Regions from separate parts of the Homo sapiens genome. Here all the other regions are linked to region 5. Evidence: chromatin loops called from intact Hi-C (ENCODE). Cell type or tissue: OCI-LY7. All regions are shown on one strand. Region 1 has its middle 26 kb from the start of BTG3-AS1. Region 2 has its middle 66 kb from the start of BTG3. Region 3 overlaps CXADR (CXADR cell adhesion molecule). Region 4 has its middle 39 kb from the start of LINC03147. Region 5 has its middle 52 kb from the start of LINC01549. Region 6 holds the start of CXADR (CXADR cell adhesion molecule).

What was found. Peaks named below come from ENCODE experiments on the same cell type or tissue, not always from the same donor. Only the 100,000 strongest peaks of a DNase experiment are listed, where the experiment ranks them.
Region 1: it touches region 5 in a loop (5-fold over the local background); 90 of 110 quality-filtered maps call a loop at or near these places.
Region 2: it touches region 5 in a loop (4-fold over the local background); 9 of 110 quality-filtered maps call a loop at or near these places.
Region 3: a loop joins it to region 5, with 11 times the contacts of the local background. A loop is called at or near these places in 22 of 110 quality-filtered maps.
Region 4: it touches region 5 in a loop (3-fold over the local background); 10 of 110 quality-filtered maps call a loop at or near these places.
Region 6: a loop joins it to region 5, with 5 times the contacts of the local background. A loop is called at or near these places in 24 of 110 quality-filtered maps.

Annotation. Positions count from the first base shown.
Region 1 is chr21:17,583,286-17,588,285 of GRCh38, forward strand. It overlaps a transcript of CXADR not described here. Among named protein-coding and RNA genes, the nearest start is that of BTG3-AS1, 26 kb to the right of the region's middle. In OCI-LY7, CTCF peaks have their summits at 2,789 (motif pointing left) and 3,009; a DNase peak (open chromatin) is centred at 2,786.
Region 2 is chr21:17,676,599-17,681,598 of GRCh38, forward strand. No RefSeq gene overlaps it. Among named protein-coding and RNA genes, the nearest start is that of BTG3, 66 kb to the left of the region's middle. In OCI-LY7, CTCF peaks have their summits at 2,599 (motif pointing right) and 2,798; a DNase peak (open chromatin) is centred at 2,623.
Region 3 is chr21:17,551,669-17,556,668 of GRCh38, forward strand. It overlaps CXADR (CXADR cell adhesion molecule), which reads left to right. Exons shown (of 7, transcript NM_001338.5): 3 at 81-285. Among named protein-coding and RNA genes, the nearest start is that of CXADR, 41 kb to the left of the region's middle. In OCI-LY7, a CTCF peak has its summit at 3,107 (motif pointing left); no DNase peak of the experiment used is centred here.
Region 4 is chr21:17,922,437-17,927,436 of GRCh38, forward strand. It overlaps a transcript of CHODL not described here. Among named protein-coding and RNA genes, the nearest start is that of LINC03147, 39 kb to the left of the region's middle. In OCI-LY7, CTCF peaks have their summits at 2,774 (motif pointing left), 2,976, 3,672 (motif pointing right) and 3,873; a DNase peak (open chromatin) is centred at 2,755.
Region 5 is chr21:17,384,855-17,389,854 of GRCh38, forward strand. No RefSeq gene overlaps it. Among named protein-coding and RNA genes, the nearest start is that of LINC01549, 52 kb to the right of the region's middle. In OCI-LY7, CTCF peaks have their summits at 2,365 (motif pointing right) and 2,566; DNase peaks (open chromatin) are centred at 1,927, 2,387 and 3,597; H3K4me3 peaks cover 1,415 bases; H3K27ac peaks cover 3,357 bases.
Region 6 is chr21:17,510,223-17,515,222 of GRCh38, forward strand. It overlaps CXADR (CXADR cell adhesion molecule), which reads left to right and starts at 2,821. Exons shown (of 7, transcript NM_001338.5): 1 at 2,821-2,950. The coding sequence starts at 2,908. RefSeq lists silencers at 2,272-2,391, 2,452-2,991. In OCI-LY7, CTCF peaks have their summits at 2,478, 2,678, 3,854 and 4,057; DNase peaks (open chromatin) are centred at 2,459, 2,739 and 3,249; H3K4me3 peaks cover 3,019 bases; H3K27ac peaks cover 599 bases.

The DNA.
Region 1 (5,000 bases), 200 kb after region 5:
AACTTCTTGTAATGTTATGGGCAAAAGATTTGTGGTACAGTTAAGTGAAGAAATTTACATAGCAGTTAAAGTTCTGCAAAAAACAGAAACGTCCATAGGCTGTTTTAAATGTTAAAATAAAAACCTTTAAATGTCTATAGTAGTCATAGGAAAGATATACCAAATTTTAAGAGATTAACTTGGGGTGGTTGTTTTTCAGATTTTCTCCAACATATATGTATAACTGTTGTACATCATCCATTTTAGTATCAGAGCAATACTTGAAATACGCTACCATCTCATCCAAAATAGCCATCAGATGATTTGGCCATGCTGACACACACTCGAAATCCACTTTGCTCCCCCTGGTATCAGTGAACAGACATATTTTAATGATTAAATACCCAAATGTTAACTAAGAAATAAATGTATAATCCTCTCTTTGAGTTTGCTCAAAGGCTGAGGAAGAAGAGAGAAATATCTTAAAGAGATTTTTAAAATTCAGCACTATCCTAATGATCACATGGGATTCCTTTTTGGACCCTTTCTTTGAGGACAGTTTACCAGAAAGACCTCATTATGATCTGGTCCCATCTCTGTTAAAATTAGCTTGTAATGGATCTACAAGGCTGCCTACGGGTGTAGTAACCTCACACAGAATGGATCTTAACCTCCTTCCTTCCTTTTGTTGCTATGTTAGAAAGGGATCCATTATAGCCACAAGTTAGTGCTTTCGAGGCTTGCATACATAGGACATGCTTATTCCTGGGTTTGTGTGTTTGTGTGTGTATGTGTATGCAATCAACTCAGGTGGGAAAGATTTGTGCTTACTCATGATTTAAGATAAATGGAAGGATTCTGTTAGAAGAAGTAAATGTAATGGTTAAGAGTTTGGACTCTGGAGTTAGAGGTTATCCTGGCTCAGCCACTGAACAAATGAAGAACAAACTGTATAGACCTCAAGAACATACATGAGATAATCCATGTAAAGCACCTAGTCCAGCGTTTGGCTGGTATGAAGCCATCAATAAATGATGATTTTTAATTAAAGACGTAGCTTTGGCTTTTTATTTATTTTGGTCTGTAACAGCGATGTGAAGATCATCTTCTAAGGAAAGAGCGTATTGTAGTGCAGGGTGGTTCACGTACACATCATCGTGCCATCCTGCATTCACAAGTTTGGTTATTCTGTCTTGCAAACGTTCAAATGGTTCCTAATGTATTTGGACATCTTACTATTATTAAGGTCTTGCGATTCTGAAAGTTTTAAAAAGTCCTGCCCCTAGGCCGGGCGTGATGGCTCACGTCTGTAGTCCCAGCACTTTGGGAGGCCGAGGAGGGCGGATCACGAGGTCAGGAGTTTGAGACCAGCCTGGCCAACATAGTGAAACCCTGTCTCTACTAAAAATACAAAAAGTTAGCTGGACATGGTGGCGGGCACCTGTAATCCCAGCTACTCTGGAGGCTGAGGCAGGAGAATTGCTTGAACCCAGGAGGCGGAGGTTGCAGTGAGCCGAGATTGCACCACTGCGCTCCACCACAGAGAGAGACTCCGTCTCAAAAAACAAACAAACAAACAAAAACTCAAATAACAAAACTGACTTTATATTTTCATGTTACAGTCTCTTTAAACAAAGTTCAAAAATTTTAAATACATTTTCATTTTCAATCAGTATATTTTATCACTTCTTCTTTAGAAGTGGTTGATGGATGATTTATAAGATGCAAAAACAATGTTTGTTTTTTTCCATAGAGTTTAGTAAAACAAAATCACACTGTTTTTCCATTGAATTTTGTGGCTTTACTTATTAAATTAACTCTGAAAAATGTATTGTCTATATTTTTTATGTGTGAATTCATAAAGTTGGTAGTTCTGAGATTAACTTGGCTGTTTATTTCTGGACTTTAAATGAATACTCCTGACCAACATCTGACATTGATATGCATTGAGATATATGATTGAAAAGATATTTCTGAAAGAGATTTGTAGCTTAAAATCTAGTAATAAAGATTTGTTAAATCAATTACAGCACATACATATGAGTACCATGAAACTATAAAAAATCATGTTTTAGGAAAAAAACAATGGCGTAAGAAAACATTCCATGTTTTCGAATTGTGTGACCATAAAATGAACATATTTCATATCATAATACAACAGTATAGGAGTATATAAAGTAAAAGCTCCCCCATCCATTAAACTATTAATAGTGGTTTTCGATTCCAATGATCTGTCTTTGTGCTTCTGGGTGTTTAATTATTATTTTTTTTTGAGACCGAGTCTCGCTCTGTCGTCACGCTGGAGTACAGTGGCGCCATCTCGGCTCACTGCAACCTCCGCCTCCCAGGTTCAAGCGATTCTCCTGCCTCAGCCTCCTGAGTAGCTGGGATTACAGGCGCGTGCCACTACGCCCAGCTAATTTTTTTGTATTTTTAGTACAGACGGGGTTTCACCATGTTGGCCAGGATAGTCTCGATCTTTTGAGCTCATGATCCGCCCGCCTTGGCCTCCCAAAGTGCTGGGATTACAGGCATGAGCCACCGCGCCCGGTTTTAATTCTTTTCTTAAATGAACAATACTACTTTTATTAACAGAAAAATAATTATAGTAAAGAAATGTTTTGTATAATAACTATGACATAATTCATTAAAATTCTCCATTACCAGTGACAGTTTTTACATGTAGACCCATAGGAAAAGAAGTGATTTAAGCTATAACCACTAACACTTTTCCTGTAGAAGCTAGATTATTCTTTGCGAATATAGTATTTAGCTAAGCTGGAAAGGGAAATCTGATGCCCTCTTGTGGCCAGTAATTTTTATAGGCGATTTATTCCTTTTCATCTGGTCTAAATATGGTCTCAATTTATAGTTCCCTCGTCATTAGTGTGCCATTGTCTTATCTTTTAATATTTTTAGCCATTTGTGTTTCTTTATTGATTTGGCCTTACTAAATGATTTACTTTAATTATATACAGACCCTTTTTGTATATAGTGACATTAATTCATTTTCTTTTACACATTTTGTGAAAATTTAAAATTTTTTCCCCATTCCAAATGGCCTGTCTTCCAATATTTCCCAAAGCTAAAGTTTATATGTATATATACAAAATGTGTGTATATATATATATAATGTGTATATATATATATAATATATATTATATATGTATAATCCTTCCATATTTCCTCTCAGTTCTTTTATTTATTTTTATTCTTGGTAAAGATGGGGTCTCACTTTGTTGCCTAAGTTGGTCTCAAACTTCTGGCCTCAAGCAGTTCTCCTACCTTGGCCTCCCAAAGTGCTGAGATTACAGGTGTGAGTCAGCCTCTTCTCAGTACTCCTATAGTTTCATAACTTACGTGATTTCTTTAATATATTTGGAATCTATTTTTATGGTTTGAAGTAGGGGGTTAATTTTTAAAAATGGATAGCCAAATACCTATTAATTTTTGTTTTGTTTTAGTTTTTTAAAATTTTTTATTATTATTATACTTTAAGTTTTAGGGTACATGTGCACAACGTGCAGGTTTGTTACATATGTATACATGTGCCGTGTTGGTGTGCTGCACTCATTAACTCGTCATTTAACATTAGGTGTATCTCCTAATGCTGTCCCTCCTCCCTCCCCTCACCCCACAACAGTCCCTGGTGTGTGATGTTCCCCTTCCTGTGTCCATGTGTTCTCGTTGTTCAATTCCCACCTATGAGTGAGAACATGCGGTGTTTGGTTTTTTGTCCTTGCAGTAGTTTGCTGAGAATGATGGATTCCAGCTTCATCCATGTCCCTACAAAGGACATGAACTCATCATTTTTTATGGCTGCATAGTATCCCATGGTGTATATGTGCCACATTTTCTTAATCCAGTCTATCATTGTTGGACATGTGGGTTGGTTCCAAGTCTTTGCTATTGTGAATAGTGCCGCAATAAACCTACGTGTGCATGTGTCCTTATAGCAGCATGATTTATAATCCTTTGGGTATATACCCAGTAATGGGATGGCTGGGTCAAATGGTATTTCTAGTTCTAGATCCCTGAGGAATCGCCACACTGACTTCCACAATGGTTGAACTAGTTTACAGTCCCACCAACAGTGTAAAAGTGTTCCTATTTCTCCACATCCTCTCCAGCACCTGTTGTTTCCTGACTTTTTAAATGATCGCCATTCTAACTGGTGTGAGATGGTATCTCAATGTGGTTTTGATTTGCATTTCTCTGATGGCCAGTGATGATGAGCATTTTTTCATGTGTCTTTTGGCTGCATAAATGTCTTCTTTTGAGAAGTGTCTGTTCATATCCTTCACCCACTTTTCGATGGGGTTGTTTTTTTCTTGTAAATTTGTTGGAGTTCATTGTAGATTCTGGATATTAGCCCTTTGTCAGGTGAGTAGGTTGCAAAAATATTCTCCCATTCTGTAGGTTGCCTGTTCACTCTGATGGTAGTTTCTTTTGCTGTGCAGAAGCTCTTTAGTTTAATTAGATCCCATTTGTCAATTTTGGCTTTTGTTGCCATTGCTTTTGGTGTTTTAGACATGAAGTCCTTGCCCATGCCTATGTCCTGAATGGTATTGCCTAGGTTTTCTTCTAGGGTTATGGTTTTAGGTCTAACATGTAAGTCTTTAATCCATCTTGAATTAATTTTTGTATAAGGTGTAAGGAAGGGATCCAGTTTCAGCTTTCTATATATGGCTAGCCAGTTTTCCCAGCACCATTTATTAAATAGGGAATCCTTTCCCCATTGCTTGTTTTTCTCAGGTTTGTCAAAGATCAGATAGTTGTAGATATGTGGCGTTATTTCTGAGGGCTCTGTTCTGTTCGATTGGTTTATATCTCTGTTTTGGCACCAATACCATGCTGTTTTGGTTACTGTAGGCTTGTAGTGTAGTTTGAAGTCAGGTAGTGTGATGCCTCCAGCTTTGTTCTTTTGGCTTAGGATTGAGTTGGCAATGCGGGCTCTTTTTTGGTTCCATATGAACTTTAAAGTAGTTTTTTCCAATTCTGTGAAGAAAGTCATTGGTAGC
Region 2 (5,000 bases), 290 kb after region 5:
AGATGAGAGATTGTAATAAATAAAGACACAAGACAAAACGATTAAGAGAAAAGAGCTGGACCCGGGGACCACTACCATTAAGACGCATAGACTGGTAGTGGCCCTGAACGGCTGGACACACTGATATTTATTGCATATAAGACAAGGGGGCAGGGTAAGGAGGGTGAATCTTCTAAGTGATTGACAAGGTGAAGCAAGTCACATGATCACAGGACAGGTGGCCCTTCCTTCTTAGGTAGCCAAAGCACACAGAGAGAAGGCAGCATAGGTCAGTGTTTTCTTCTATGCACTTATAAGAAAGATCAAAGACTTTAAGACTGTCACCATTTCTGCTACCGCTATCTACTACGAACTTCAAAGAGGAACCAGGAGTATGGGAGGAACATGAAAGTGGACAAGGAGAGTGACCATTGAAGCACAGCACCACAGGGAGGGGTTTAGGCCTCCGGATGACTGCGCGCAGGCCTGGATAATATCCAGCCTCCCACCAGAAGCTGCTGGAGCAGAGTTTTCCCTGACTCCTCCAAGGAAAGGAGACTCCCTCTCGCAGTCTGCTAAGTAACCGGTGCCTTCCCAGACACTGGCGTTACCGCTTGACCAAGGAGCCCTCAAGCGGCCCTTATGCAGGCGTGACAGAAGGCTCACCTCTTGCCTTCTAGGTCACTTCTCACAATGTCCCTTCAGCACCTGACCCTATACCCACTGGTTATTCCTAGGTTATATTAGTAATGCAACAAAGAGTAATATTAAAAGCTAATGATTAATAATGTTTATAATAATGATTGATAATTGTTCATGATCATCTCTATATCTAATTTGTATTATGACTATTCTTATTCTAACTATTTTCTTTATTATACTGAAACAGTTTGTGCCTTCAGTCTCTTGCCTCGGCACCTGGGTAATCCTCCGCCCTCAGAGACAAGGAATCAAGGGTGAGTCCATTAAGGCAATTTGCACAAGAAATCCCCAGTAAGAAAGTAAGTGGGCCGGGCTTGGTGGCTCATGCCTGTAATCCCAGCATTTTGGGAGGCCGAGGCAGGCGGATCACGAGGTCAGGAGATCAAGACCACCCTGGCTAACACAGCGAAACCCTGTCTCTACTAAAAATACAAAAAAAAAAAAAAATTAGCTGGTCATGGTGGCAGGTGCCTGTAGTCCCAGCTACTCAGGAGGCTGAGGCAGGAGAATGGCGTGAACCTGGGAGGCAGAGCTTGCAGTGAGCTGAGATCGCACTACTGCACTCCAGCCTAGGCAACAGGGCGAGACTCCATCTCAAAAAAAAAAATTAAGTGGTAGAACTTGCATATATTAAAAAAAAAAAAAAAAAAGCCCAAGCTGTCTGGACTCCAGAATCTGAACTCGTAGTGGGTATCATGGAGAGAGGGAAAAGTATAAATATAAAAAAGAGAAAATATGTAACAAAAGAGAAATTAATTCCTGCTGTATGTGGAGGAGACATTACAGGTAATTGGTCTCACAAGTGCCAAAATATACGCTACAGCAGGTGTCCCCAGCTACTGGGCCAGGGACTGGTACTTGTCTGTAGCCTATTAGGAGCCAATTCACACAGCAGGAGGTGAGCGGTGGGCGAGTTAGCATTACCACCTGAGCTCTGCCTCCTGTCAGATCAGCAGCAGCGTTAGATTCTCATAAGATTGCAAACCCTATTGTGAACTGCACATGCAATGGATCTAGGTTGCATGCTGTTTTTGAGAATCTAATGCCTGATGATCTGTCACTGTCTCCCATCACCTCCCAGATGGGACTGTCTAGTTGCAGGCAAACAAGCTCAGGGCTCCCACTGATTCTACATGATGGTGAGTTGTATAATTATTTCATTATATATTACAATGTAACATAATAGAAATAAAGTGCACAATAAATGTAATGTGCTTGCATCATCTTGAAACCATCCCCGCATCCAGTCCATGGAAAAATTGTCTTCCATGAAACTGGTCCCTGGTGCCAAAAAGATTGGAGACCACTGCTCTATGGGATCCATGAGCCTTGTACTTTACCCTAAACCAGTGAATTCACAAAGTCAAGGAGTCAGAATGGGTTTCCAAAGCTCTCCTTGAATGGAAGCAACCAGAAACTGTGGTGTAGATTTTACTTTTACAAAAGTGAAACAATTCTTTTGAATAGAATAACTTTTTATTCTCCTGCTTAGGAGAATGTTCACGTGTCCTTTGATAAAAATATTTACACTTATGTATGTATTCACATCGCCGAGTTGGAAAGCAGAATAGGTAGAAGTTCTTTATAACATCTGATATGCAAGAATATGATAATTTTAGACTTTTTGTCCTACAAAGTAGTCCTATGGACCAAAGGTGGATGGCAGATTTATTACTGTTCTTGGGAATTCAGGATGGGTGTCAAACAGCGATAATCATATTTCATTATGGTCTAGAGTAATTTTAGAAGTTCATTCTGAAAGTTCCAGCATGTATTATTGATTATTGTTCTATATGAATTAATCACAGATGAAATGTAAGATAGAGTGGTGTCTTGTACAATGAGTTACATAAAATTAAACGGGTCTATACAAAACTTCTTAGTGGTAGAAAAGAACAGTAACTGCAATACACCACAAGAGGGCAAACTGGTACTGTTGAATATCAGTAACTTGGCTGCAAAGAGTGCAATGAAAGACAAGGTGATGTCAGATCCAAGCCAGTTTACTTTTCTGCAATCATTCAAAGATCAAATCAGAAAGCTTTTCTTTAGTAAGTTTTGTGGTATTTGAGAAAAGTAATAAGGTCTTACTAGTTAGTAAATAAAGCATACTGCTTTTTACTTTCATTGAAAAAAATAAGATTTGTCTCTAAAAATATATTTTCCTGGGTTAATATTGTATTAGATACATACTTTGTATCATCACCAATTGTCAAGAAAATTTGGGGAAAATTAAAAGAAAAAATTATTTTCTTTTTTATCAGCAGTGTACAGCAATATAGCAAAACAAGCTACAAATAGGTGAAATTGGGGTTCACTTTAGCAGACAGGAGAAAGGTTAACAAGGTTAAGGTTAATATGATAAATAAATTATGGCAGAGAATTGAGGCAAATGAATAGAGATTCAGACAGTTCTCCCTGACGCTTCCCCTTACACATGTAACTAGGTGATTCATTGTAGATTAAAGAATGCCATTTGACAGGGCACTTTGGCTCACGTCTGTAATCCCAGCACTTTGGGAGGCCGAGGCGGGCAGATCACGAGGTCAGGAGATTGAGACCATCCTGGCCAACATGGTGAAACCCCATCTCTACTAAAATACAAAAATTAGCCAGGTGTGGTTGCGGGCACCTGTAATCCCAGCTACTCAGGAGGCTGAGGCAGGAGAATCGCTTGAACCTGAGAGGTGGAGGCTGCAGTGAGCTGAGATCCCACCACTGCACTCCAGCCTGGGCGACAGAGCAAGACTCTGTCTCAAAAAAAAAAAAAAAAAAGCATTTATAAACAAGACTGTCCATTAATTTTTAGGCCCTAAATTGTCTTTTTAATAACGAGTGCAATCTGAAAATGAGGTTCTTTGTATGTTGTGGCCTGAAGATAACGATAAAAGATAAAGAAACATTGGCAAACTGCAAAATCCTCACAGCACATGCAGTTTAGAGTGATGCTAGAAGTAATGTGATGTTTCCCTATTGAAAGAAAACTTATAAATATTTTCACTAGGAATGTTCCGTTAGTCCAGGGGTTGGCAACTTTTCCTTTAAAGAGCCAGATAGGACTGGGTGCGGTGGCTCACGCCTGTAATCCCAGCACTTTGGGAGGCCGAGGCGGGAGGATCACAAGGTCAGGAGTTCGAGACCATCCTGGCTAACACGGTGAAACCCCATCTCTACTGAAAATAGAAAAAAATTAGCCTGGTGTGGTGGCAGGCGCCTGTAGTCCCAGCTACTCAGGAGGCTGAGGCAGGAGAATGGTGTGAACCTGGGAGGCAGAGGTTGCAGTGAGCCGAGATCGCGCCACTGCACTCCAGCCTGGGTGACAGAGCGAGACTCCGTCTCAAAAAAAAAAAAAAAAAGAGCCAGATAATAAATACTTCTGGTTTTGCAGGCCATCTGGTCTCTGTCTACTTCTGGCTACTCCTTTTTGCCACTGTAGTGTAAAAACAGTCAGAGACAAGCAAATGAATGGACGTCATTGTGTTCCAATAAAACTTTAGTTAACAAAAATAGATGTCAGGCTAGAATGGCCCCTGGGTTGCAGTTCGTTAAACCCCACTTTAGTCTAGCTGTGGACCCCTTCATAGTAAAGGAGTAAATGAGAAGGAGAAATAAACTTGAGACTTGGACGTAGGGACACAAATAGCCTATAACTGGAGAGCAGAAGGTTATAAAAATCTCCACCTCAGGTCCCAAGAGATGTTCAACACTCAGAGTCTTAACAAGAAGCAAAAATTGTCTTAGGAAAAAGCGTATTTTAGAAAATTGGTTGAAACACATCCATAGCCTCATGCTTAAAATATGTAAATCCTGAAAGTGAAGTAAATCTAAAAATGTATGAGCTGGGGATTCTGTCCTGAGCATCAGAAGCCCGGGCATTTTGAGCCATCAAGAAGTAAGGAAATGCTTGAATCTTGCAGGAAACAGTAGGGTTTTGCAGCAAGACCATTGTGGGTGACAAATTCGCTCCAAAAAGCACCCTCATTTTCTGAGTGTAAGGAAACATCCCATAAATTACACCTCACAGACATTTCTAAAAGACCACTGGAAATTTAAAAATTTTGAAAACTTATTTCGTCATTTGTAGAAAGAACAAATTTTCAAAGAGTGACACATGCATTCTACTTTGATTTGAAAGATGAGCTAAGTTTTTCATGAAATCAACTAATTAATTGCTGGGGGAAAAAATGGCTTAAAAGAGTATATACTGCAATGGTGCCCAAGTCTGGCTGTAGGAAAATGTCAAGGAGACTTTTGTCAATGAAAAGTGGCAAACTCTGTAAAATATTTGAAGAGATGTATTCTCAGGTAAATATGAGTGA
Region 3 (5,000 bases), 170 kb after region 5:
TGTATCCAGGGCTCCTTTAAGAGACAGTTTTTTTTGTGTGTGTTTGTTTTTCCTCCTGTCTAATTTTGGCTTTCTTTTAGATTATTTTATATTCTGGAGACAAAATTTATGATGACTACTATCCAGATCTGAAAGGCCGAGTACATTTTACGAGTAATGATCTCAAATCTGGTGATGCATCAATAAATGTAACGAATTTACAACTGTCAGATATTGGCACATATCAGTGCAAAGTGAAAAAAGCTCCTGGTGTTGCAAATAAGAAGATTCATCTGGTAGTTCTTGGTAAGTTATTTTTATTTGTGTTAACGGGTTACTGAGTAAGAGAATGATTAGTCATAGTACTGTAGTAGCAGCACTTGTATAAAATAAAGCTTAATTTTTTAGAATAACAATTTTAAACACTTGAAGTACTTCTATGTTGGATAGCATCAAATATAAAACTAGCTTTTGGTTTTGGATAGGAAAAGTAAGAAGTGATCAACTTCTTTGTGAAATTCATAAGAGTTTGAAAATAAGTGAACGAGTATTATGGTATGGAGGAAGAACCCTAAGCTAGGAGTTAGGAGATCTAGGGTTTTTGCCTTGTCCTCAGAATTTGCCCTGAGAATTATGTAGAACCATGTTTCTATGATGAATAATTTAAGCATTTAGAATGGAGATGAAGAAATATGGAAGAAGGAATATTGAATTCAAGTAAGGCCATTAGGCATCACATAGTATTTAAGCTTCTTGGCATCACTGTTTTTCATCATTAAAGTGAGGAGATGAGACATTCACTGATATCTTATAGCCCTCTCTGTAATAGTTAATAGGGAGGTAGTGTAAACTGCTTTGTAAACTGCCAAAGACTACAGAGTTTATTATCCTTCTCTAGATTCTGTGATAATGTCTACAAGCACTCTTAATCCCTTCAAATTGAGAAACTGAAAGATAATAGTTCATAAATATACTTCTAAAACCATACTGTGGTAAGCTTTACACAAAATGTACATTGGCTACCATGTAGAAAAACATAGCTGTCTAGCTCTCTGCTTAATGACAGTAAATTCCCCTGTCCTCATGTTTTAGGGGACACTTGGGGATTGACTTTCATAGGAAAAGCTGATGCTAGAATTGTCTAGCATGACTGGAAATAACTGATCAGGGCAGGCCTCCCACATCAACATTTACCTCATTCCTTCTGTTTAGAGAACTGATTAGGGGTGGGGTAGAATATTCTAAAGAATACTCTTTATTTTAATTTTAATTTAATTTAATATTATTTTATTTGAGATGGAGTCACACTCTGTTACCCAGGCTAGAGTGCAGTGGCACAATCTCTGCTCACTACAGCCTCTGCTTCCCAGGTTCAAGTGATTCTCTTGCCTCAGCCTCCCAAGTAGCTGGGATTACAGGCATGCACCACCACGCCTGGCTAATTTTTGTATGTTTAGTAGAAACAGTGTTTCACCATGTTGGCCAGGCTGGTCTCAAACTCCTGACCTCAGGTGATCCACCCACCTCGGCCACCCAGAGTGCTGAGATTACAAGAATACTCTTTAGGAGAGCAATGTTCAAGATGACTTGGGCACCCAACACTTAACTACTCCTCCTACAAGTAGACCCAGCACTTAACTATTACTCCTAGAGACTAGGAACAAGAGTGGGGATTTTTGTGTACCTTCATGGCAAATTCATGCATTGTCTTGGTAGATAGACTCTGCTGGCAGCATCATTGAATGGGGACCTGAAGAGGTCCTGGTGAAATGCATCATTCTGAATCGCACTAACTAAAAATGTTTCTTGTGGTGTGAAAGTAAGTCAATCTAAAAAAGGAACCAGGAAAAGGAATATGGTAATGTTGGAAATTTGAATTTTCTGTGTCTTCATTGAGTAAACATGGAGTAACTTTTCTTTGTTATAAATGTATAAGCAAGTGAAAGATTAACACCTGGTCCGAATTCTTTTTTTTTTTTTTTTTTTCTTTTTGAGACCAAGTCTCGCTCTGTCACCCAGGCTGGAGTGCAGTGGCATGATCTCGGCTCACGGCAACCTCCGCCTCCTGGGTTCAAGCAATACTCTTGTCTTGCCGTCCTGATTAGTTGGGACTACAGGTGCCCGCCACCACACCTGGCTGATTTTATTTTTGGTAGAGACGGGGTTTCACCATGTTAGCCAGGATGGTCTCAATCTCCAGACCTCGTGATCTGCCTGCCTTGGCCTCCCAAAGTGCTGGGATTACAGGTGTGAGCCACCGCACCCAGCTACCTGGTCTGAATTCTTATCACAGACCCAGGAATTCCTGAGATTATAACCCTGACTATACTTTCTTCCAACACTGCTCTCTAGGAACTATTAAGTTGGAAGATGTATACGGAATATTAACTGGTTCATGATATGCGAAGCAGAAGATATTTGATTATCGGAATTATTTATTGTGAAACCCCTGTTTGATGGGACAGTTACACTGGGATTAATGGGGTTGGCACATATTCCCAGAAGAGTTGTGGACAAGCATGTTTGTGTGTTTGTGTATTGTCTGGATCCTGTGGGACCAGGTTCAGGGTCACATTTGCAGTTCTCAACTGAAGAGAACATTACAGCAGAACATGTCCCAAAAAGGAACCTGAGTTGGGTGGTAGGGGATGGCACATGATGTGGCTCAGTTCACTCATGGCAGGAGCCGTGACTGCCCGGCAGTAGGAATGGCCTTTTTATATTAAACTTTGAACCCCAGCATGTCCTAAGAATGGGTAAGTGGGAAGCATTGACACAGTTCACCCTGAGTTACTCCTGGGGAGAATTTTATAGCCAAGTCAGCCTTCAGTTCAAACCAAGGAGGGGGAGAGGGGATAAACTGGGGATGAGAGGAGAAAGCAGGGAAGTGATTGCCGAAGAGAAGTAGGGACGACTGGAACTCTGATCTGGACGAGGTTGTGTCAGAGCCAGAGAATTCCTTGTAGCTTTTTCTTCCATGTTTTTAGATGAGTCGTGACTGCTGCTGGGAGAAACCACCAGAATTATATTCTCTCGAAGGTGAAAATTAATTGGATTGAAGCTTATCTGTTAGTTTTGCCTGGAAATTCTGCCTGGATTATCTGGGGCAAAAGATAAGATGAAGTGCCCTCTAGTGACCCAACTAAGTGGTGGTCACTGGAGCTCATTTGATTGACTGATAGTGGCTCTGTCTAATGCTTTGGTTCTTTTGTGGGAAATCTGAAGTAGTTGCCATCATGGCATTCACAGGGTAATGGCAGTGCATTCATTGAGCTTGTGTGTTATGTGGCCGTTAACCCACAGAGATGATTGATAGTCGTCTGGATGTGAGGGGCAGCATGTTGCTGTAGCTTGCTCCATTGCCGTGCCTGCCTTGCTCTTTCAGACACAGCAGAAGCTCTTGTGGATGCAGCTCAGTAAAGAAGCAGAAGTGGGAAATGATAACAAAGAGAGTTGATAGAAGGTTACTGTTGTGGCCATATATCACGGGCACCTTCCCCTGGAGCTCTGGAAGGGCCTGTTTATTGAAACCTTTTGGTATAAAGAGACAGAGTTGTTTTGAAGAGCAGAACATGCACAGTTAACAATTCCTGGACATATATGGTATACTCCCACTGCACCATGCCACAGTGGCAGCAGCAAGTGTAGTGGCTCAGTCATCACTGGCCTTAAAGGTCCTAAGGGATTTGCAAACCATTGATACTGGGCACGGCCCCTCACTACTTTTTATTTTACAATAATTTTTAGTTTTATGGAAAAGTTGCAAAAATACAAGGAAGTTTCTGAGAGTGGATCCATCATCTAATTTCCCCTAATGTTAACATCTTACAAAATCATATTATAATTATCAAAACCAGGAAATTAACACTGATACAATACTATTAACTAAATTACAGACCCAGTTTGAATTTTACTGTTTTCCGGTAATGTCCTTTTTGTACTAGGATTGCATCTAGAATCCACATGGCATTTATATCTCCTTAATCTCCTCCAGTCACGTCTGGGGGCACATGATGTCATGTCTTATTGTTAATCGTGATCGCTTGGTTTAAGTTTTATCTGATGGGCTTCTCCACTCTAGAGTTATTATTTTTCCCTCTATAATTAAAAAATGTCTTGGGGGAGCTACTTCGAGACTATGCAGATATGTTATTTCTTATTTAACTTTTGCCTATTGATTTTAGCATCTATTGATAGATTTTGCCTGGAGTCAGGGTATTTTTGAACCAATAAGAAATTATATTTCTTGGAAGGATGACATCATGATAAAAGTATCCCCTGTCTCATGTAGGGATTTAGAGATTATTTCCAGTAGACTGGTGCAGCCACTAGCAGGAAAAGATGATGAAGGAATACGTGTATGGAACAGAGCATTACTAAATTGGTGGGATACCATGTCCAACTACAACTTGATGGTCACATACCCATATCTGAGAAGGACTGTTGTTTGTGTTAGTGATCATGGAAGCAGATGTTCTGAGGACAGCGGCCAGTATGTGGGAAGTCCAGACCAAAGAAACATTTAGGAGACAAGACTTTATTCGTGCTCTCTTTGTGGTTTTCTTCTGTTCCAGCAGAGTACCATGGGTTAAGAATTAATCTTCCTCGTAGTGTAATGGTTGGATGTTGGCATGTAAAAGACTTGTACTTCCTCTTCCCAGTGGAAAGCAGGTGGGCCACTCCAAAGTGTCATTCAGAAACCTGTGTTGGTAGAATCTTGTTTTATTGTGGACGGGTTGTAGTGAGGCCCTGAATTTCCTAGCAGCTATTTTAAATAACTATCCGTTATTAGATATGTTTAGATTGCTGGTTATATGGGAGAAAATGGATATAGAAAGGATGAGCGTTAGAGTTAGAATACCATATTACCCATAGATGTTTGATGCACAAAGCATTGCATCAGTTATTTATTTGCTGGTAATTTATTCTAATAAAGGATTTATTGGTAGTTTGAAGAACTGGAAGAGAACAAGGCTCATTTCATTGAAGACTCCCAGAATGAAATAATTTGCAAAACTTAT
Region 4 (5,000 bases), 540 kb after region 5:
AGCCAATGGCCCACAAAATAGATGAGGCTGAAGAATCAGAGGAGACACTCAAGATGGGTTGATAAATCTGGTTTGGAACTCATCAGTGGTAGCTCTGATAAGGTTGTTAGCACACTTATCTATGAAGTACTTTAATTAAATAAAGGGTTATTTAATTGCCCATGTAGTGTGATAGTATTACTGCTATTTATGTGGAAATTAAACACAATAACAACAGCAATGTTTTACATTAGATTTCAGGAATGTGGGGTGACATTCCTTATGAGGTCTTAGCTTTAAGTTTATTCTTTTACTGAATGCACTGAGATGTAGCTCCTAAAGGTTGCGAACTCTGAATATCTGAGACAGGTCTCAGTTAATTTAGAGAGTTTATTTTGCCAAGTTTGAGGACATGCAGCCGTGACAGCCTCAGGAGTCCTGAAGACACGTGCCCAAGGTGGTCAGAGCACAGCTTGCTTTTATTCATTTTAGGGAGACGGGAGACATCAGTCAACATATGAAAGATGAACATTGGTTCCTTCTGGAAAAGTGGGACAATTGGAAGCAAAGGTGGGACAACTTCAAGCAGGGAGGGGACTTCCAGCTCATAGGTAGATAAGAAACAAATGGTTACATTCTTTTGAGTTTCTGATTAGCCCCTCCAAAGAAGGCAATGAGATATGCATTTATCTCAGTGAGCAGGGGTGGGGGTTGGCTTTGAATAGAATGGGAGGCAGGTTTGCCCTAAGTAGTCCCAGCTTGACTTTTCCCTTTAGCTTAGTGATTTGGGGGCCTCAAGATTTATTTTCCTTTCACAAGCTTTTCCATTATTTACAGCAGACTTTGTCTTTTTCTGCCTCTTTTTTTTTTTCCTGCCAAAGTCTGCATTATCACCATAAATGCTGACAACTGCCCTATGAGGTAGGTGTAAGCATGGGCTCAATTTTACAGATTTGTAAAATAAATTAAAAAAAGTAAAAAGATGTTAACAACTTTCCCACAAGATCTCAGAGGACATTTTATATAACATTTTCCCTAATTCTTCAGTTTTTTTTTTTTTTTTTGAGACGAAGTCTCGCATTGTTGCCCAGGCTGGAGTGTGGGGTCACAATCTCGGCTCACTGCAACCTCCGCCTCCTGGGTTCAAGCAATTCTCCTGCCTCAGCCTCTGGAGTAGCTGGGACTACAGGTGCCCGCCACTATGTCCAGCTAATTTTTTGTATTTTTAGTAGAGACGGGGTTTCACCATGTTGGTCAGGCTGGTCTCAAACTCCTGACCTCGTGATTCGCCCACCTCAGCCTCCCAAAGTACTGGGATTACAGGCCTGAGCCACTGTGCCTGGCCAGTTCTTCAGTTTTATACAAGTCCCAAAGGCCAGGAACAAAATACTTGTTCTTAAGTAGCCCTATAATTTAGAAAAGGTGCCAAACTACTCATGTGGAACTAGAAAGATGGCAACACAAAGATAGCTTTAAACAATCACTTACTTGAGTTTTGAAACAGGTTGAAGTCAAAGAAGCTGAGAGTCAGGAATTCTTTGGAGAGTGTTGTTGACATGCTGTTCTTCCCCTCTCCCTTTCTTTGGAAGAGAAGGATGTTGAGGAACGTGAGGGTCTCTTGGAGTTTGAGGGATAGAGTGTCTGATATTTGGCTCATGCCTGAGGAAGCTAAAGGTGAGAGGCTGTGGCTGGAGGTGCCTCTGCCCGGTAGCACCATACAAAGTGCTAAACAGGGAGCAAAGGCATGTACACAAGGGGGAGAATAAAAGTAGCATTTCCTGTGAAAGCTGTGTGAATGCAGAAAAGAGAGCTGGTCAGCATCCTCCGCTGGAGTATAGCTGATGGTGAAGGGACTTGAGGAGAGAAATGGGCAGCCAGAAGCCCAAGGGCCAGCAGGAGGGAGCAGTAAGTAGCCTGTGGGAGGAGAGGCAGTTGGTGCACTCTAGTGCAAAGGTGTCCGAGGGCTGTCTCCAAAAACCCTTTATTGGAGAATCAGCCTTGGAGACCGGAGAGAAATGATGTGAGATCACAACTGTGTCACCATGGAGCAGCTGTGCACTTTCCTGCCAACTCCTCTTCCCTGGGCCTGACCTAGCAGGAGAGGAGGTGAACAAGGAAGAGAAAGGAAGCCAGCTTCATCCTATTTGCCCATTGCAGGCTTCCAAGTCTGAAGCTGGGAGAGAAGAGAAGTTTTAACTTGAAATGAGATTGTCATTATACAATTAGTCGGGACTGTTCTGACCTGGACTTTTTATTATCTGAAATCTCTAGACTGAAGGACTTTTTAGCTGAACATAACATAAAAATCAATAATACATGCTTGATATTGCATTCAGGGTAGAAATTAATAAGTCTACAGAAATAAGTTTTTCTTTTTTGTACATTGTCATCATATCCACCTTGTAAAACCAAATAGGTGCACTGCTAATCATTCTGTTATATTACCACAGAGCTTGTCCTTATCTGGCTCTGTTAAAAAAATGCTACATAAGAAGACAAAGACACCAATCAATGATCACTCATTAAGCCTGTGGTCTGAATTAGTTAATACAGTTGGGAATCAGGATTAAGACATTCTAAAGGCAAATATTATAAAAAGAATAGTCTGGAACATAAGTCACTGGAAGTTTAGGTTAAAGAGTGCATTAGTGAGCAATCTGGGCAGCCAAGCTCAAGGGAGGGGGCACTAGTGGCCGTGTGGGGTGGAAGAAAGGAAAGGACACACCCCTGAGGAGAATCCAATCTGCGTATGAGCAGCCTCTGTAAATTCCACCTGATGCGACCTCTAGTGGTCACTCTAGTACCATGCTACAGTGTGCATATCCAAAATTGTGACCAGTCCATAACATGAAAGTTGACTCTCAGTTTTCACAGGTTTAAAATTTTAGAACTGTGCAGGCAGAGAGCTCTTAATACATATTAATGGTTTGATTGCTCAGGTGGAGAATGGGTGAAGATGTATGCACCTGGGCCAGTTTCCTGATAGCTGACTTTCATGCTGAGTGTAAATTTGGCCACACATTTGAAGTGTCAGAGGGCAAATAGGAAAGAATTAAATAACTCATTGATTTCTCAACTGACCTTTGGCATTATTCATAAAGAGTACATAGAAGGCTTTGAATAAATGCTTGTTGAATAAATAAACAAGGAGCTACTCCTTATGGAGTTTGCTTTTTCATTGTCATGAATTGGGAGATTTAAATTATAGGAACTTAGTATGTTAACATCCACAAATTTTAAATTCGCCTGCGAGTAAAAGGATAAATTTATTTATAATAGATTTGGATGATTCCTATTTTTGTTATTTTATTCATTACATTTTATACAGGCAATCCAGGACTATAAGTGAGCCACACACTTTCTGAGTTCCTTTGAGTAAATGACTATTCCATGTTGGTTGTCCAGAAAGGTCAAATAGTGGACCCAATATCTTTTATTGGTTATTTTCAAAGTTTAGTAATGTAGTGATTATAAGTTTCTTTGAGATGTTTATTCTTTTTCTTTGTTTACTCATGAGGATATAATTTGAGATGTTTAATAGACAATTAGTATTTCAAAACTTATTTTAATTTGTGGTTTAATTAATAGTAATTTAATTAGTTCCAATAAGCATAATGAGAACATAAAAACTCTAAATTAGTAGGTGTAATGATTCTTGTCTTTCCTCAAGAGGGCAGCAAAACCGCACTGCTCAGTTCTCAAAGATCAGGATGAAAATCTTAAAAAGCTGATACACAGACAGCTTTCATATTAGTCCAACTAATTAAACATAACATGTGTTGATATTTGTATTGCCATTTTACAAAAGTTTAGCTTTTCCTTTATGAAATGAAAAAAAAATTTAATTCTTTGTTTTAGGTTAGACAACAGAATTATACTTGCCTAGGGTCTCAACACACATTGTTTACACAAGGACAAATGATTAAGTAAGCTACTGAGGGTAACAAATAAATAAGGTGGGTTTTTTTTTTTTTTTTCCTGAAGTGTATTAGTCCATTCTCATACTTCTATGAAGAAATACCTGAGATTGGATAGTTTATAAAGGAAAGAAGTTTAATTAACTCACAGTTCCTCATTGCTGGGGAGGCCTCAGGAAACTTATAATCATGGCAGAAGGCAAAGGAGAAGCAAACACCTTCTTCACAGGGCCTCAGCATGGAGAGATGCAAGCAGGGGAAATGCCAGATGGTGATAAAACTATCAGATCTTGTGATACTCACTCACTGTCACGAGAACAACATGACAGAAACCGCCCCCACGATTCATTTACCTCCACCTGGTCCCGCCCTTGACACGTGGATTATAGGGATTACAATTCAAGATGAGATTTTGGGTGGGGACACAGCCAAACCATATCACCAAGTTACTAAAGTGATCGTACTTGAATACAGTTGGGAATCAGGATTAAGACTTTCTAAAGGCAAATATTATAAAAAGAATACTCTGGAACATAAGTCACTGGGAAGTTTAGGATAAAGAGTGCATTAGTGGGCAATCTGGGCCATTTTGGAAATTGCCTTTCTATAATCTATCCTAGGTAGAAAGACCTTTTAAATACACAGACACACACACACACACGCACACACACACAGACATACACACATATGTGTATGCATATATGTATATGTATGCATATATGTGTATATGTATGTATATGTATATCTGTGTGTATGTATGTATATCTGTGTGTATGTATATATGTATATATGTATATATATGTATATATGTATATATGTATATATATGTATATATGTATATATGTATATATATGTATATGTATGTATGTGTGTGTGTATATATATATATCCCAGAGTTGAAGAAAACTTGAATATTGGCTCCAGAAAAATAGGGAAATGAGAGGGAGTTGAATATACCCCTGCCCACACGTATAGAATGGAATTTGGGCATTTCCTAGGCAGATTATAGATGAGGTTTGTCTTTAGCGCTTATAACATTGTCTTTGATATCCTCTCTGTTCCTGGCTTGCTACGTGCTGTTCTTATATTTAGAAGGTGGTCATA
Region 5 (5,000 bases):
CACAGATGATGTCTATGTGGCTGATCTGTAGAGATCAAGATGTAGGTATCTCCCAGGGTGTAGGGTTGCACATTTTTTTTTTCTGTGTTTGTGGGGAGGTCTCCTGGATTGGCAAGAGATTTTTTTTTTTAATTTTTTTATTCCATAGGTTTTTGGGTAGCAGGTGGTATTTGGTTACATGAGTAAGTTCTTTAGTGGTGATTTGTGAGATTTTAATGCACTCATCACCCAAGCAGTATACACTAAACCCAATTTGTAGTCTTTTATCCCTCACTCCCTTCCCACTCTTTCCCCCGAGTCCCCGAAGTCCATTGTGTCATTCTTATACCTTCACATCCTCACAGCTTAACTCCCACTTATGAGTGAGAATATGTGATGTTTGGTTTTCCATTCCTGAGTTACTTCACTTAGAATAATAGTCTCCAATTCCATCCAGGTTGCTGTGAATGCCATTAATTCATTCCTTCTTGCGGCCGAGTAGTATTCCATGGTATATATATTCCACAGTTTCTTTACCCACTCATTGATTGGTGGGCATTTGGGTTAGTTCCACATTTTTGCAATTGCAAATTGTGCTGTTATAAATGTGTGTGTGCAAGTATCCTTTTCATAGAATGACTTCTTTTCCTCTGGGTAGATATAGGGTTGCACTTTAACCATACCAGTCCGGGTAGTCGACACAGAGGAAGCCAAGGGATGGGAAGAGAAGGCATAATTCTGTTGTGCCTGGTACCAGTCCTGCCCCACTCCAGTTACACGGCCCAATAAGTCTGCTTTTTGTTTAAATAAGACTGAGTTGAATTTCCTCATTTACAACCAAAAGAATTCATAGGATATAGATTTTCTTTTGATATAAGCTAAGTGTCCAAGCTGTTCTGGGCATAGCTATTCCTCATCTGTTACATTTGCAAACTACCTTCAAGAATGATGGCTTGTGACTCATGATTATAAGAAATAACTAGGAACAGATGTAATTCCTAAATTACTTCTTACATGTTGGAAAATTCATTTTTCTATTACATTAGTTATTATCTAAGTAAAGCTAATACATTGTCTTTTAGGGTTACTTGCTGATCAATTGAGTGAAAAAAATTGTATTAATTAGAAATTTTTATTCCCACTCTTCTGGCTTCCTGTAAGTAGATACCTATTGACTTCTCTGTAAGTGAATATACTTCTGGAACTAGGAAAACCCAACTCCAGTCTACTGTGGAGTACAGACATTTGTGAGCTAAATTCATATTTGAAATGACATGCGGATAGGTTTATGATCCTAAAATTCTACCAAGTTTATATGTTTCTACATACTACACTTATCTGTAAAAGTGTAAACCAATTGTTTTTAACTCACGTTAAAGATAAGTTGAGATCATTTTGCATTTTCAAACATTAGGGTCTCTATTAACTGCATTGTCAGTTAAAAAGGTCCTCCTCTATTCATTACTAATCAGCCTTGGAGAATAGATGGCTGGCAATTTCAAAGACAAGGTGAAGTGAACACTTGGAGAAATCTTCTTAGTGAAAAATGATTCATTGTTTTGAGAGGCAATAATGTCACAGTCCTCTGAGACAAAAAGAGAATCCTTACTACAAGAACAAATAGTAATTAGCAAATTTGCAAAGCATGGTCGTTATCCTTTTGTTACAGCAATTTATTTTTAGTCCAAGCGACAGTTTATTAGAGCGTTCATTTTAGGAAGCTAGGATAAATTAAGACAGCAAAGCAACTTTACCAGTTCAGCTCTACAGCCCAACCTTGATATGCTTCTTCCTCCTGGAGGCCTTACCTGTTCCCTTGGGATCAAGTAAGAGGCTTTGTGAAGGTTCCCACAGCATCCTAATCCCCAACCCCCATCATTATTCTCTGAACCACACCACACTGGTTCACTTTTCTGAAAGCCTCCTTGCCTCTCTTCAACCCCTCCTCACAGTGCAGTGTTTTGCACTGTTTGTGTTTTAAATATTTGTTTATGAGATGGACAAGAAAGTTGGAAGATGCTGCATTACAGTCAATGTAATTCACTAAATAAGGGCCACCTTATGTTTTTAAGTTGCTTGCATGGCGCTGATGCAATCTGCTTTGAGAAAATGTTATGCTTCATTGAGCTTTTTTTAATGTAATATGGAAAGGTTTTGTTTCTCCTATATGAAAAAAAAAACTACCCAATGCTGCTGAATTTGGCATTAAAAGTCATTGGTGGCGTTCTTTCATTCAAAAAAACTTCAAAAACAAAGCCATAGCGAAGGGTTTAATAGTATTGATAAAGTAAAGAACAAGTACCTTTTAAACACTGTCTCAAGGTAAAGGAAGGCACTTTGTGTTAGTTTTTTTCTGCTATTAAATTATATCAACAGCTACCACTAGAGGGCGCTTGGCCTCTTTTTATTTTTAGTAAACCAACTGCTGCTTTGAAATGGCACCTACTGCCTTCACATATTACTGTATCCATAAGCTGGTATTTCCATTCTTCACTGTATGTGCGAGTTACTTTATTCTTAAATGTTATATTACTCCTCACATATTTCATCTCTATAAGCCAATGATTTCGTTCATGTTTATTGAATACTAGAAAATTATAACTTTCCTCGATGGTGGTTAATTTGAAATGTATTCTTCTCCCCACTGACATACTAAGAAAAAAAAAGTTTCAATGTCAAAACGTAATAAGTTTCTACATTCAAAAAATAGATGAGAATTATTGTATATTCCTAAAAAATTAAGAGAAAAAACATTTAGCAACTATCTTTAACTTAATTACTGATGAGGTACCCAAATTTTGTCAGTGTATGGCACAGTTAGTGTCTCAGTAACTTTTTTCGCATGCTCCAAAAAAAAAAAAGTTCTGTTTATTACATAGTTAGGTTTATGCAACTTAAGAAGTATTTACATTCTAACAACTTACTCGCTGTTTGAAAAAATTACACACATAAACAAATGGGAAAAAAAATTTTTTTTTTTGAGACAGGGTCTCACTGTGTCACCCAGGCTGGACCTAGGCTCCAGTGACCCAAGCTCACTGCAGCCTCGACCTACTGGGCTCAAGTGACCCTCCCACTTCAGCCTCCCAAGTAGCTGGGACTACAGGTGCACACCACCACTCCCTGCTAATTTTTTTTTTTTTTAATTGTAGAGACAATGTCTCATTATGTTGCCCAAGTTGGTCTCAAACTCCTGGGCTCAAGCCGTCCTCCCATCTTGGCCTCCTAAAGTGATGGGATTACAGGCATGAGCCACTGTTCCTGGCCTATTTCATTATCTCACACTGACTATATTAGTTACCCATTGCTTCATAACAAATTACCCCCAACATTTAGTGGCTTAAACAACAAGTCGTTATTATCTCATAGTTTCTGTGGGTCAGGGATGCCAGAGGAGCTTATCTGGATGGCTGTCGCTCAGGATCCCTAATGAGGTTGCCTTCATGATGGTGGCCGGGGATGCAGTCACCAGAAAGGTTACCTGAGGCTGGAGGACCCACTTCTAAGATGGTTCATTCCCATGGCTATTGGCCAGTGGCATCAGCTCCCTGCTGGCTTTTTGCAAAAGAGCTCATTTCCTCTCCACATGGCACACCCACAGGGCTGCTTGAGCATCTTCACATGCTCAAGCCGTGAAGCAGCTGGCTTCCCCAAAACTGAGTGATCAACAGGAAAAAGCAAAGAGGAAGATGAAACGCCTTGTATGATCTAGACTTCTGAGTCTCACACTTGCCCTTCTGCCACATTCTAGTTTTCAAAAGCTAGTTACTAAGTCCAGCCCATATTCAAAGGGAAAGGAATTAGGATTCATCCATTAAAGGGAAGATTGTTAAAGAATTTTGGATACATTTTAACACCATCACAGTTACCAGTGAGGTACATGCACCTATTGGGCACTAGACACCCAACCTTTAGAACCAAATTCACCACCACCACCCTTATTTCCCGTTCCATGTTAATTGTCATATAGTATCTATTTTTTATCACAGCAACTTCTGAAAACCCAGCTTCCAAAGATATGTCTTTTAGAAAAGCATTACAGCACAATCTAAGGTTTAAATTATAAGGTATTTTGAGCCAGTAGTTCATGCAGCAGCCAACAAATGTTTCTGTGTTTTTCTTGAGAATTTTCAATATGTCGTGTGGCCCCTGTGAGGTCACTGCAACTTCTTGGGGTGCCTCAGTGCACAATTTGGGAATCATAAGCTTAATTATCTTTTTCTCAGAGATAAAAATGTAGAGTATGTTTAAAGAAGTCTTTCTAAATACATCAATAATTTCTCTATTATTCATACTCTGGGGATATTATAAAGGAGGCTATTTCTATTCATAGTATGGAAACAAAATGAAAATTTTATTACTTTATAAGTATTTATTTAATATAAAAATATTCTAAGGGCTGGACCTCTTTCCTTTGCCCATTTTAATTGAACAATGGATGGACTATGAAGAAAAAGTAATCCAAGAATAAAAAAATACAAATCAAAGGTTCAGTTTGAAAAAAAATTATCATCCAAGAAATAATCATTTCCTTTTTATATTAAAAAATGTTCTCTTTATTCTCATTTCCCAATATAATAATATTTTAGTGTTAGCCTGGAGTCTGTGCCAAATGATTACACAGTATGTCTACTTCCTGACCCATAGGGAGTTAATCTTCGATAAAAAACAAGCTCAGGTAATGAAAGATCTTCCTGTTAATTGCAAGTGATAGGAAACACACACACACATTTCTCTTACTCCTTCCTGAAACCCCACTAAAATAACAAAAATGATGTGAAAGGGCATAATTCCACAAAAATGAGGAGAACAGAAAAGGTGATTATAGAAGATGATTACTGTACACCAAAAAAAGATGATTATTGTACACAAAATGAAAAGCTTATAACCTTTGGTAAATGGCTTTGGACTCATATATCTCTGCTCTGCTGAGTACCTGAAAAAGAAAAAAACAACTAGAAGAAAGTTGATTCATGAACTCAGAAAACTTCTATCAATAGAGGAACCAGGGGCCTCTGAAG
Region 6 (5,000 bases), 130 kb after region 5:
AAGAATTAGAAGAAAAAGTACCAGGAAAGGGATTAAGATAAAAATCCTTTTGGGTAGTTGTTGTTCCTCTTCCTCCTCCTCCTCCTTCCTCCTCCCTTCGTCCTCCCGGTCCTCCTCCCTCCTCCTCCTAAATCCTTTCGGGTAATTCCTCCCCCCCCCCTCCTCCTCCTAAATCCTTTTGGGTAATTCTTCCTCCTCCTCCTCCTCCTTTTCTTCTTCTTTCTGCTTCCTTCTCCTTCTTGGATCAAGGCTCTCTGCAACCTCTGCCTCCTGGGCTCACTTTATTAGCTCCACTTACTGAGATCCTGCTTACCGGGTTCCTGCACATAGTAAGTGGAAGATAACAAAACTAATATTGGATAATATTTGTCCTCCTACCTCAGCCTCCGGAGTAGCTGGGACTACAGGCACTGCGCGCCATCACATCCGGCTCATTTTTTATTTTTAGTAGATATGGGGGGTCTTGCCATGTTGCCCAGGCTGGTCTCGAACGCCTGGGCTCAGGCGATCGTCCACCTCTGCCTCCCAACATGCTGGGAGTTCGAGACCAGCCTGGCCCATATGGTGAAACCCCGTCTCTACTAAAAATACAAAAATTAGCCGGGCGTGGTGGCGCGCGCCTGTAGTCCCAGGTACTCGGGAAGCTGAAGCAGAAGAATCGCTTGAACCTTGGAGGCGGAGGTTGCAGTGAGCCGAGATGGGGTCACTGAACTCCAGCCTGGGCGACAGAGCGAGTATAGAAAAGTTCTCGTAGAACACTGTTAAACAGATGAACAACTTCAATACTTGCTCTTCTCTGCTTGATTTCATTTAGTGTGGTGAGTAAAAATTTAAATTCCAAATATTATTTACACGCAATTATATCCAGTAGAATTCCTGTTTGCTCAAATGGGAAGTCCCTAGCCGTTACTCATGTTGTCTTACGTCTGTATTGAACTCTTATTAGTTTGTAAAAGCTTTGGCAGAACTTTACAATCAGATGGTATGATTTTGCAAAGCCACTTCCTCTTACTACCACTGGTCATCTGTCATTTATTGGGCTGCCGTAAAGCAGGATTCCCCTTAAATCAAATTAAATTGGAATCACTTGAGTAAGGCTCAGGTACTAGTATATATATACATATATAGATAGATAGATAGATAGATATATTTTTTTTTTTTTTGAGACGGAGTCTCGCTGTGTCGCCCAGGCTGGAGTGCAGTGGCGCAATCTCGGCTCACTGCAAGCTCCCCCTCCCGGGGTTCACGCCATTCTCCTGCCTCAGCCTCCCGAGTCGCTGGGACTACAGGCGCCTGCAACCACGCCTGGCTAATTTTTTGTATTTTTAGTAGAGACAGGGTTTCACCGTGTTAGCCAGGATGGTCTCGATCTCCTGACCTCATGATCCGCCCGCCTGGGCCCCCAAAGTGCTGGGATTACAGGCGTGAGTCACCGCGCCCAGCCAGGCACTAGTATTTTTAAAACATTCTCCAAGTAATTTTCATGTGCAGCCAGAATTGCAACTCACCAGGCTAAACTGCAGTTGCGCAATTCTGGTCTTCTTGATACCTGATTTCTTTGCCCCTTCTCTTTTCTGGTTCAATGCATAATAAGAATTTTCCAATATTAGTTTTATTAGCTTCCACTTACTGAATTCTGCTTACGGGGGTTCCTGCTTAGTCTAGATAGTAAGCAGGAACTTACAAACTATGTAAGCTTATAGACTACATAAGCAGGAACCCTGTAAGCAAGAACTCAGTAAGTGGAAGCTAATTAAAACTACGTGCCAGGCAGGGTGCCAAGCATTTTTTGTGCATTATCTCATTTAACTTTCATAGCAACCCCGAAGTAGGTGCCATTTCTATGAAACCTGCCCAGTTACTGCCCCACTCCGCGGAATAAGCTCTTACCCACCGCTCCTCTTCTTCAATTCATTTCTGTTATGGAACTGTCGCGGCACTACAAAGTCTCTATGTAGTTATAAATAAACGTTATCTGGAAGAGCAGCCGACAACAACTTTCAAGATCTCCAATTCCCCGACCCCACACTCCAACTGACGCCTTCAACCACAACTACTGAGCCCCACTTTCAAAGCTCACTCACTAATATTGGATAATAGTTGTCTGCCTACCTCAGCCTCCGGAGTAGCTGGGACTATAGCGTCTTACTAGCCAGCTTCAGGGCTAGAATAGCCTTTCTGTGCAAGTGGAAAAAACCTCAGGTATTTCCCAAATCGGTAGCTGCAGAGGGGCTCTATCCCTACCAGAGATGGAGAAAAGCCCTCTCGCGCTTTTTATGTCAGCCAGAGCGGCTCGTTAAGAGAGCGAAGGCCAGGGGCTGCACAGGTCGCATCCCGTGAGCATGAGGTCAGAGAACCTGCCCCTGGGGCAAACCGCGAGGGGTGGGACGGGTGGGTGCAGGCGGGGCGGAGGGTAGGAGCCGCCCTAGTGGCGGCCCCTGGGAGTGTCCCGTGCCTCGCCTTAAAGGAGGGCGCCAACGCAATTTCAGTATGTGGGAGACGGGCTGCCCCACCCCCGCGCGCAAAACCCTGGTTTAGCTTAAGGGATGGAGGCGGGGACCCCTGCGCAGGCTTGCGGCGTGGGAGGCGGCCGCCCGCGACCTACGACGCCGCGCGCCGGGAGGCTGAGAGTTCGGCGCCGGGAGGGTCCCGGGGACAGAAGAGCGCCTCGCCCGGTTGCCAAGGCAACCCCACGCGGCTGGAGAAGCCGGCGCTCGCAGCCCGGCCCGGGCCGCTGCCGGAAGTGACGCGAGTTCACCTGCCGAGCGGGGGCTGGGAGGAGGGGCGGAGGGTGCAGAGGTGCCGCCGCCGCCGCGAGCCAGTCGGGAGCGCGCGAGGCGCGGGGAGCCTGGGACCAGGAGCGAGAGCCGCCTACCTGCAGCCGCCGCCCACGGCACGGCAGCCACCATGGCGCTCCTGCTGTGCTTCGTGCTCCTGTGCGGAGTAGTGGGTGAGTAGGGGCCATGGGGTCCTCAGCACCCGCCCAGCCCGGGGGCGCTCGCTGCCCGCGGCCACCCAGGAACAATGGGGCGTGGGGGAGGGGGCGGGCGCGATTTGGGGGCGCTGCTGCAGGGGCGGCGGGGCGGGCAGAATTGCACAGGGGCGCTTTTGCTGGGCCGGGCGCTCCTGGAGCCGTCCCGTAGGGAGCCGCGCAGGGCGCGCGGAGTGCCCGGGGACGGAGCCCTCGGCGGGGGGTGGAGGCGGAGGGGCTCGGGCGCGGCGTGTCGGGTGCGCCTCGCAGCTCTCCCATAGCATTCTCTGCCCCGGTGCGGGCTTGCCTTTCTTTGCTCTCGCCGTCTCCCTTGTCAGCCTTCGTGTCGGTTCTCTCCAGCGTTACCCGATTTCAAAAACCTTGGGCGGCGAGTTTTCAGGTGTCGAGTCGCCCAGGCGGGGAGGCTGAATTGCAAACGCCATTATTCAATGGACATGGAGCTGCCCGGTGCCTCGGATCGGCCAGGCTACCTCTAGGAAAGAGGCGCTGAGCGAACGCCAGCCTGGACGGTGTTAGTCTCCTGGAAGCAGCTCGCCCAGGCAGGAGCTGCTAACCAGACGCGCATTGTGAAGGAGACCGTGGAAAATCAAAAGTGGGTTCCTGCAAAAATGTAGCATTGGTTTCTGCAGTCCTTGGGCGAAGTGCAAAGGAGAATTCAGTGACCTCGTTTTTGAGTTTGTAATGAGTCGTTCATTTTGGAGATAAGACGGGCTGAGTTGTACAGGGTAATTGCTAGAGGATTTGCCAAGTGCGTTTGTCGACTGCTCCTTTCTCTGGGAGGGGAAAAAAGGCATGTGAAAAATGCGTGGACCATTAGGAGGCGTAATCATTTTGACACTTTAAAAAACGGATTTTCCATGTCGGTGTTTTAACCAACTGATCTTGTTTGTCAAACTAAGCACTTGCTGCGTTTTATAACCAAATAATTCATTTTTAAAAATCCGTAGGTGGGATCCTAGGAGGCGCACTTAGTATAGCCTCTGGAAGGGTAATTTTTTGTTGTTAGGTGCTCTGAAGCAGGATCTAGTGGCCCTTTCTGTTGGGATGGCTCTCTGCTTCCTGTTGAAATGTTAATTCCATTGTTGGATGCCACAGCTGTGAGCATTACTCATGGGATCAACATTCTATTAGCAAGTCTAATCTTCGATCTGAGCCTATAGCACTACCTCCACCTTTTTGATATATATCATTTAGACTTGGCGGGCTGAAATGTCCAAAGTAAGCCTTCCGGAGAAGATGAAGGGTCATAGAACCAGTTTACAGGTACATTCCCACCTTTCTTTCTTTTTTTTCTTTTTTTTGTCTAGGCCGAACCTGAAGATGAAGTTGAGAACACAGTGTGTTCTCTGGGAAAAAAAAAAAAAATAGTTTTAGACCACATCTAAAGCAGAAAAGTGGAAGAACATAAATTATGTGGAGGAACTTTTTTTTTTTTTTAAATGGAGTTTCGCTCTTGTTGCACAGGCTGGAGTGCAATGGCGTGATCTTGGCTCACCACAACCTCCGCCCCCCGCGTTTAAGCGATTCTCCTGCCTCAGCCTCCTGAGTAGCTGGGATTACAGGCACCCCCCACCATGCCCGGCTAACTTTTTTATTTTTAGTAGAAACCATGTTGGTCAGGCTGGTCTCAAACTCCCGACCTCAGGTGATCCGCCTCCCTCAGCCTCCCAGAGTCCTGGGATTACAAGCGTGAGCCACCATGCCTGGCAGGAACTAGTTGTTGTTGTTTTAACGGGAATATTTAGATAATTGGATTTAATTTTTTTTTTTTGGAATGCCTCACTTTGATAGGCACAATTCTAAGAAATAATATTTTGATGCAGAGAGTCATTGTGCTCATAAGGTATACACGGGTACAGTGAACATCTACTCGAAGGGCCAGTGTCTCAGCTAAACAAGGCAACTATCTTTATTCCAGTTTTTCAGTTTAAGAACAGCTGAGGCCAGGCACGGTGCTTGTAATCCCAGCAATTTGGGAGGTTGAGACGGGAGGGTCATTTGAGTGTAG